Regions from separate parts of the Homo sapiens genome. Here region 2 is linked to region 1. Evidence: chromatin contacts called from ENCODE Hi-C or POLR2A ChIA-PET data. All regions are on one chromosome and are shown on one strand. Each heading gives the region's core, a stretch centred on a gene start or an enhancer-like site at or near the end of the contact. The rest is flanking DNA. Distances are from core to core; before and after follow the strand shown.

The links. A loop is a pair of places that touch in the nucleus more often than their neighbours do. ChIA-PET counts read pairs that join two places held with the same protein, here RNA polymerase II (POLR2A). Pooled maps may share reads with other maps.
Region 2: a pooled map shows a loop between it and region 1 (4-fold over the local background). The contact joins the promoter of LINC00957 here to the promoter of URGCP in region 1. A Hi-C loop is called at or near these places in 1 of 37 single-sample maps with no recorded cell type and 2 of 50 pooled maps. POLR2A ChIA-PET finds 5 or more read pairs at or near these places in 2 of 52 experiments (BJ and activated B cell).

The regions. Positions count from the first base shown.
Region 1 is chr7:43,904,033-43,908,346 of GRCh38, reverse strand. It overlaps URGCP (upregulator of cell proliferation), which reads left to right and starts at 1,751. Exons shown (of 6, transcript NM_001077663.3): 1 at 1,751-1,785. The coding sequence starts at 1,772. It overlaps URGCP-MRPS24 (URGCP-MRPS24 readthrough), which reads left to right and starts at 1,751. Exons shown (of 7, transcript NM_001204871.2): 1 at 1,751-1,785. The coding sequence starts at 1,772. RefSeq lists silencers at 1,326-1,485, 1,546-1,975.
Region 2 is chr7:44,036,191-44,040,875 of GRCh38, reverse strand. It overlaps LINC00957 (long intergenic non-protein coding RNA 957), which reads right to left and starts at 1,827. Exons shown (of 3, transcript NR_072982.1): 1 at 1,727-1,827; 2 at 514-982. It also overlaps the pseudogene RASA4CP. RefSeq lists silencers at 252-361, 452-541 and an enhancer at 3,993-4,492.

The DNA.
Region 1 (4,314 bases), core at 502-3,001:
CAGCACTTTGGGAGGCTGAGGCAGGCAGATCACCTGAGGTTGGGAGTTTGAGACCAGCCTGACCAACATGGGGAAACCCTGTCTCTACTAAAAATAGAAGAATTAGCCAGGTGTGGTAGTGGGCGCCTGTAGTCCCAGCTACTGGGAGGCTGAGGCAGAATTGCTTGAACCCGGGAAGTGGAGGTTGCAGTGAGCCAAGATCTCGCCATTGCACTCTGGCCTGGGTGACAGGGCAAGACCCTGTCTCAAACAAACAAAGAAAAAATTCTTTTAGTTTGATCTCCTTCATTTCATTACTCCCTTGAATCAGGCATTTAGGATTTAGGATTTCCCATTCCTCAAACTCTTCCTAACTCTGGTCCTCCTGGATTTGTCCTTATTTTGGGTGTCACAAGTTCGCGTGGCTTTACCTATCAGCTCCCATTTACAGAGCATTAATTATCTTCTGAACTCAAGGTAGCAGTTATGAATTTCTTTACCGAAGAGGACAAGGAGGCTCAGAAACATTGACTGGATTCTCCCAGGAGGAAAAGAGACCATGCATCACGCAATGTTTACTAACATTTAAAAATAGTTACAAATGTTTACAAATATTAATTCATTTAATCTTCACAGAGAGGAAGGGACTTATTTTTAGCCTTATTTTTCAAATAAGGAACTGTGGCCCTGGAAAGGTTCTATCTTGCAGGGGCTCCTGGGGCTGGTAATTGGTGGAGCCCAGATTCCAACACAGGTATTCTGGCTTCAGAGCTAAGGTTTTAATCACTGCTTTGCTGTCTTGTATTCTTAATAGTAGTAAACATTTTTAAATAGTGGTTGTTAATGATATTTTACTTTTAACTTTAATTTTATTTTTAAAAATGAAACGGGCGGGGCGGGCAGGGGGTCATCTCAATATGTTGCCCAGGCTGATCTCAAACTCCTGGGCTCAATCGATCCTCCTGCCTCGGCCTCCCAAAGTGGTGGGATTACAGACGTGAGCCACTGCGTTCGGCCAGTGATATTTAATATAATACTAAAAATGTTATCAACAATGGTTTACATTGTCCAGAGCTTTTTATTAAGCATTTTCACTTAGATCATTTTTGGAAACTCATTTTGCAGAGAGAAGAACTGAAGCTGAAAAATCTACCTGCCTAAGGACTCATAACTTGTAAGAATAGTTGTGAAACCTCACTGGAGGAACTGCAGATTCATTATTTTTCTTAATAACACACTATAAAGAATAATAAAAGTGCTTCGCATTGCCTAGAGCTTCACAAGGCCACTTTATACACATTTTACAATGGGTACCGTCTCAGAGAGGCCAGCAACTCGTCCAACACAGCACTGCAAGTAAGAAGTAGGAAAGTTATTGTTTTGCTTAATAATAAGGCCTTACGCTTCAGGGCTAAAGAAAAGCCTTTTCTTACAGAAATTAAACTCCAATTACAGAAAGGTGTGAAGTTCAGTAAGGCCCTGGGGCAGGTTATCCTACAGCTTTTGGCACCGCAGGCACCGCCCGGCGAGTTCCGGCCTCCAGGCACCTGGGCAGGTGGGCGTTGGGCGGGCTGCGGGCTGACCTGGGCCGCCCCGCCCCCACCCCGCCCCAGCTGTCCCCGGGCTGCTCCGAGAGGACCCCGGGCCCACCTTACCCCACCTCACCCCACCTCCACCCCTGGAGCGCGTCCCGGAGCGGGCGGGCGGCCGGCGGGCCAGGCCCCTCCCCGGCGCCGAGCCGCGGCCGCGCGGAGGAAGCGAAGGAGGCGGGAGCGGAGACCTCGCTGCGCTCATGGCGTCGCCCGGGTGAGTGCCGCCTCGCAGGCCCTGCGCCCCCGCGGCTGCCGGCAGGAACGGGAGCGGGACCCGGAGCGGCTCTGGCCTGCGGGCTCTGGTCTGGGATGCGGCCCGGACCCGGCCAGGGGCGCCCCCGCCCGCCAGGCCCACCAGGCCCACGGCCCGCTCGCGCCGACCTTGGGCGGACCGGCCGCGCGGGCGTGGGGGGCGGGCGGGGGCGCCGGCGGAGGACAGCGGTCCCCCGGGATGCGGGGGTCCGGGTACGCGGGCCTAGGGGATCCGGGGAGGGCGCGAGGCCCGGAGGTGCCCGGGGCGCGGCGGGAGCGAGGGCCCGGCGAGCGGCTGGGGAACCGGGGTGCGGGTCCTCGCCGCGGCCCGGGGCAACCCGCGGAGGCCTGGAAATGCTTCGCTCCGGCGCCTGGTATCGATGTTCCTGGGTTTTAAACTTGCTCGCGTTGGGAGTGGACGCTTGTTTGCCGCGTCGTTGAGACGTACCCAGAATGTCAGGATCCGGGCAGATGCAGACCCTTTGCTGACAGCCGGAGAGCCGCTCCGGGATCTCCTTGGTCGGGGCCATTGCCTACCGGCCTGCCTTGGGGTGGCTGCGCTTATTTTGATATTACCTCTTTTCAACTTTTTTGATTTAAATGTTATTCCTTTTAGGAAATGATGGCGACACATATAGTTTGTAATTTTTGAGAAAAAATTCTCACTTGGCAAACTAAAACCTCAGTAATTCATTATTTTTTTGTTTTTTGTTTTGATAATTTTACTAGTACTGAAATTTGGGAATGACAGTCCAACACTTTCATTTTACAAAGAAAGAAATTAGGCTCAAGGTCATCGCTTTAGTTGTTAAAATTCTTCTTTGACTGTTACCCATCATTCAGAGGGTCTTGGATCTAGTGGCTGTGATAGCCATTCAGAACAGTTCCCAAAGAGCTTTACAGGTGTGTGTTCAGTGGTAGGGGTGGGGAGGGGACGGTGCTAAGGGGCCGGGATCATGGATTTCGTGCCTCCTCCAGATGAGGCCTGAGCCATGCCCTGGGGTGATTTGGCTCAGTACAGTGGGCCTGAATGAAGCAAGCTGAATTTGAACCCCGCCTGCTGTCTTTCTAGGCTTTGGGGCAGTGGTCATTTCCGGGACCAGGCCTTTTCATTGCCAGCTGACTACCCAGCACTTTGAGCTCATGAATAGAGTAAGCAGGGAACCATCCCTGGGAAGGCCAGGCTGATTGACCTAGGGGTTCAAGGTCCTGCAGCATTCCTTTCCCCCTTGTCAGGAAAGGGTGGGCAGAGCCTCCTGGAGGCAATGTTGAGGGTGGCTGAACCTGTGTGGGGCTGCCCTGAACGAAGCTTTAAAAAAAAAAAAAATAGTGGTGCATTTGGTGCCCAAGTACACTACTTTGTAGACATGGGTCAGAGGTGGACTTAATGCTTCACTGGTGTTTCTGTGAGCCAGTAGGGCTTAAACTGTGTCCCTGTAGTTGGTGACATTTGGTATTTGCGGTTGTGATTATTTGTGTGACCCCCATGAGTCTGCAGTTTGTAATCTATAATTTTCTGCGGGATATCCATTGCAAAAGCTGAGGTCTCAAAACCTTTAGTATACAAGTCATGCACCACAAAATGACAGCGGAGGACCACGTTATATGACAGTGGTCCCATGCACAAATACTTATCATTGTGTTAGTTGCCTACAGTATTCATACTGTAACATGCTGTACAGGTTTGTAGCCTAAGAGCAACAGGCTGTACCATATTGCCTAGGTGCATAGTACACCTTACGATGTAGGTTTGTGTAAGTTTGCCCTATGATGCTCACACAAGGACCAAATTGCCAAATGACACATTTCTCAGAATGTATCCCTGTTGTTAAGTGACTCATGACTGTTGCTTTATTTCATTTTGTGGGGTAAGCTATGCACATATTATGTACACTGGCAGACATAGCTCCTAAGTGTCCACTTCTACAGGCTTCCCTGGTAGATCAGAGTCTAGCTAGGAAGACAGTGCTTTCTGAGACCCTCAGGGCTATCTCAGTCAGCCAGCTAGCAAACATTTAAGCTACTGCACTAGGTATCTTAGGGAGCAAGTCCACAGATAAAGGGCAGGGATGGGAAGGGACTGGTGATCTGGACTGGGCTAGTCATAGAGGAGTCTCCAAATTGATGTTTTTATTAAGTGACAATCTCCATGAGTTGGGAAGGAAAGAAGAAACGCTGACCATTTTTGAGGACCTTATGAATATGCCAGGCATTGTGCTAAATAAAGGAAATGGCAATCAAAGGATATGAAGGCATCAAAGGAAAAGATGTGTTTGAGAAATGCCCCATGGCCCAGTGTGTTTGGAGCTAAGTGGAGACAAGTTCAGAGGATGAGACTGGGACCAGATGATGGGACCTGGTCCCGTTTGTGGACTCACTGCCCACCACTCGCTGAAGGTAAATGAAACTATTTGCATTGGTGGAGCTCTCAGAGAATCAATGTGACAGCAGTATAGAGACGGCAGAGAGGGCAGAAGACAGGGAGCAGCTC
Region 2 (4,685 bases), core at 578-3,077, 130 kb before region 1:
TTGTCCCCTGTGTCCGTGTCCCGGCTGCTGTGAGAGCCACTGTTCCTGTCGTGGCCCTGGCGCTGACCGTGACCTCCTCTGCCAACCCGCCCCGTTCCACGCAGGTGTTCCGGGCTGCACCGCCCGCAGACCGAGGCCGAGGTGCTGGAGCAGAGCGCGCAGACGCTGCGCGCCCACCTGGGGGCCCTGCTGAGCGCGCTCAGCCGCTCGGTTCCCGCGTGCCCCGCCGTGGTGCGCGCCACCTTCCGCCAGCTCTTCCGGCGCGTGCGCGAGCGCTTCCCCGGCGCCCAGCACGAGGTGCGCCCTCCACCCGCTGGGCTAGGCTGGGCCGGGTTGGACTGGGCTGGGGCGAGGGGCGGGCGAAGAGCGGTGGGGAACCAGGGAGCGCTGGGGAGGACCAGGGAGGCTGTGTCCCGGCGAGGGTCAGGGACGGAGCCTAAGGGGAGGGGGCTGCCAGGAGCCCTGGTCTGGGGGACTCCAGCCCGCGCTCTTCCGCACCCCTCCAGAATGTACCGTTCATCGCCGTCACCAGCTTCCTGTGCCTGCGCTTCTTCTCTCCCGCCATCATGTCGCCCAAGCTCTTCCACCTGCGGGAGCGCCACGCGGACGCCCGCACCAGCCGCACCCTGCTCCTGTTGGCCAAGGTGCGGGCCTTGCGGCCACGGGCGGGATGCACAGCTGGGTGTCCTACCGGGGCCCTGGCCTGGACTGCAGAGTGTTCCCTACCGGCTCCGGCGAGGCCACTGGCACGCCCACGTAGGCACTGCACTTCACAGTTTGCAAAGCCTTCCTGTGGCCACCTTGTCCGAGTTCCATCTCATGGATAAGGGAACAGGCCTGCGAGGGGTCGGGGGTTGCCAAGGCCGCCCATCCTGTCGGTGGTGAATCGCGGGACCTTCCAACCCAGGTCTGCTTACTCTCAGGCTGCACCTATGTGCCCGGCACCGGGGTGGGGTATCCAGTGCAGCAGCGTCAGTTAAACCTACAGAGGAAGGCCCAAGTGGTCTCAGTTATCATAAGGCATCAAACTTCATGATCCTCTCCTCCCTGATCCCTAGTGGGGCTGGAGGGGGCCCGTGGGCATGGCCTCTGTCGCCTCTGCCTCCATCGCTACAGCTGAGTAGCAAAGACTTGGGGAGGGGGGGTGGGAGGGGGTGCAGTGGCTAGGCCCCTAACCTAGCAGAACCTGGTCCTTCCTGCTGTCACCTCCAGGCAGTCCAGAACGTGGGCAACATGGACACGCCGGCTTCCAGGGCCAAGGAGGCTTGGATGGAGCCGCTGCAGCCCACCGTGCGCCAGGGCGTGGCGCAGCTGAAGGACTTCATCACCAAGCTCGTGGACATCGAGGAGAAGGACGGTGAGCGCCGCCCTGCACAGACCCGCCCACAGCCTACTGCTGACGTTTGCTCCGCCCTTGAGCCCCACGGCCCCACCCACCGCTGTTTGTTCCTCTCGTGGCCCCACCCACCGCCTGCTGTTGACATTTGCCAGGCCCCCAGGCCATAGACCCACGCACCACTGTTTGTGCTTCCTGTGACCCTGCCCACTGCCTGCTGTTGACGTTTGCCCCACCCCTAGACCCATGGCCTCACCTCCCATCATCTGTGCCTGTTGACATTTGCTCCATCCTTGAGCTCCATAGCCCCGCCGCCACCTGCTACTGACGCGTGTCCCGCCTCCAAGCCCATGGCCCTGCCTTCCTCAGTCCACCTGTCACCCCGCTCACCACCAGCTGTTGATGTTTGCTCCGCCCTTGAGCCCCATGACTACGTCCACTGCCTGCTGTTCAGATTTGCTCAGCCCTTGAGCCCCATGGCCCCGCCCACTGCTCCGCCCCCCCCCCCCAGTCCCGCCCTCATTCCCTGGGCTCTCTATTCCCCTCCCTCCCTGGCCTGGCAGAGCTGGACCTGCAGCGGACGCTGAGTTTGCAGGCGCCACCTGTGAAGGAGGGGCCACTCTTCATCCACAGGACCAAGGGCAAGGGCCCCCTCATGTCCTCCTCCTTCAAGAAGCTCTACTTCTCCCTCACTACCGAGGCCCTCAGCTTCGCGAAGACGCCCAGCTCCAAGGTGGGTAAGGAGGGAGGCCGGCAAGTGGGGCTCTGAGAGGCCGGCAAGTGGGGCACCTTAGAGGCACCTGTCCCCTTCCTTGGAGCCCACTTGAGGTACCCCCGGGGTCAGAGAAGAAAGCCAGGTGTGTGGCATCTGTACTGCTTGTCAGAACCTAGGAGGGCCGGGCACGGTGGCTCACGCCTGTAATCCCAGGACTTTGGGAGGCCAAGGCGGGTGGATCACTTGAGGTTAGGAGTTTGAGACCAGCCTGGCCAACATGGAGAAACCCCGTCTCTACTAAAAATACAAAAAATCAGCCGGGTGTGGTGGTGGGTGCCTGTAGTCCCAGCTACTCGGGAGCCTGAGGCACGGGAATCGCTTGAACCCGGGAGGCAGAAGTTGCAGTGAGCCGAGATCGTGCCACTGCACTCCAACCTGGGCAACAGAGCAAGACTCCGTCTCAAAAAAAAAAATGAATATGGAGGAAGTTGATCCGACCTTACCAGGTTGTTGAGGATTAAATGAGATGATCTCCCTAAGGGTCCTGACCCAGGGCCTGGCAGGTAGTACTATTTAGGCAAATGGTATTATTAAAGATAGTACATCACCTGGGCTGCTAGATGAGTAGGAGGCTAGGGCAAACAGGGGAGGCTTCCTGGAACGGGCAGGAATATAGAAGCATGGAATCTTGGTGTGGGAGGGGATCTCAAAGATCACCTTGTACAGCCCTCTCTGAGTCATGGGTCACCTCTCCTGCAAGCTCTCTTCTCCCAGGAAGGGCTGAGGACATACTTCCTCCATGGACCTGGTGACTGCTTGCTGTACACCTGCCCCTAGTCATGCAGGCTATGGGGATGATCTTCCAGGAGTACCCAGCCTAGCCCTGGGCAGGTGAGAGCAGGCTAGGAGTAGGTGAAGGAGCTCATCACCCACCCTGTTCTCAACCAGCTCAGGGGTCCCACCAGATGAGGGGCCCGCCCCTTCCGACCAAAGACCCCTCAGATGATGATAATTATTTTTTGAGACAGGGTCTTGCTCTGTCACCCAGACTGTAGTGCAGTGGTGCGATCATAGCTGACTGCAGCCTCAAACTCCTGGGCTCAAGCAATCTTCCTGCCTCAGCCTCCTGAGTAGCTGGGACTACAGGCACGTGCCACCAAGCCCAGCTAATTTTCTTTAACATTTTTTTTTTGCAGAGATGGGGTCTTGCTATGCTGCCCAGGCTGTTCTCAAACTCCTGGCCTCAGGCAATCCTCCTGCCCCAGCCTCCCAAAGCACTCAGATGATTATTATACATCTTCCTTGCCAGGGTTGAAAGATTTGACTACATGGGCATTATTTAATTCTGGTCCCATTTTTTTTTTTTTTTTTGAGATGGAGTTTCACTTTTGTTGCCCCGGCCAGAGTGCAATGGTGCGATCTTGGCTCACCGCAACCTCCGCCTCCCGGGTTCAAGCGATTCTCCTGCCTCAGCCTCCCAAGTAGCTGGGATTACAGGCATGCACCACCATGCCCGGCTAATTTTGTATTTTTAGTAGACACGGAGTTTCTCCATGTTTGTCAGGCTGGTCTCGAACTCCCAACCTCAGGTGATCCGCCTTCCTCGGCCTCCCAAAATGCTGGGATTACATGTGTGAGCCACTGCGCCCGGTCAGGATATGACTGTTAGAGCTTGGGACTACAAAAGCAAGTTGGAAAATTAATAAATGCAAAGTCACAAAGCCTTGGCCACGGCTGGATTGACTTTGTAGCCCAGGGAATGCTGGCTGTCCAGACACTACCCCAAAGCTCACACCTCCGAGGCCTTCTGGGAGTGCCCCCCAGAGAGGCCAGGTCCTCCTCTCCCAGTTGCTGGGCACTTGGTCACCATCAGTCTGTGCTCTGCCCTGGCTGAGGTCACTCTGGGTCTCCCACGCCTACCCCTGGTGCTGCAGAAGGGGAGACTGAGGCCCAGAGATGGGGAATGGAATGCCCCTGGCTAGGTCCCTGAGCCTCCTCCTCCCTGACTGCCCCAGAAAAGCGCCCTCATCAAGTTAGCCAACATCCGGGCAGCAGAAAAGGTTGAGGAAAAGAACTTTGGCAGCTCGCACGTCATGCAGGTCATCTACACGGACGACGCCGGCAGGCCCCAGACTGCCTACCTGCAGTGCAAGGTGCGGGGAGGGGAGCGGGTGCTGTGGGAGTGGCCTGAACACTGTGGGAGTGGCTTGGGTGCTGTGGGAGTGGCCTGGGTACTGTGGGAGTGGCATGAGCCCTGTGGGAGTGGCCTGAGCTCTATGGGAGTGGCCTGGGTGCTGTGGGAGTGCCCTGGATGCTATGGGAATGCCCTGGGTGCTGTGGGAATGGCCTGGGTGCTATGGGAGTGGCCTGAGCTCTGTGGGAGTGGCCTGGGTGCTGTGGGAGGGGCCTGAGTGGACTGGATGAGAAAAGAGTTGATTGAGCCTCTCGCCCCGCTACCAGCTACATCAGGCACCGCAGGGTGTGTCTAATCTGGGAGGTGTCAGGGACAGGTGTGTGTGTGTTGTCCAGGGGCCTGAGCCCCCAGGAGGCCATGGCCCATGTCTTTCCCTGGGCATCCATGTGTAGGTCTGTGTGTGGGCCAGTGCACAGACAGGTGCATCCCCGTGATGTGAA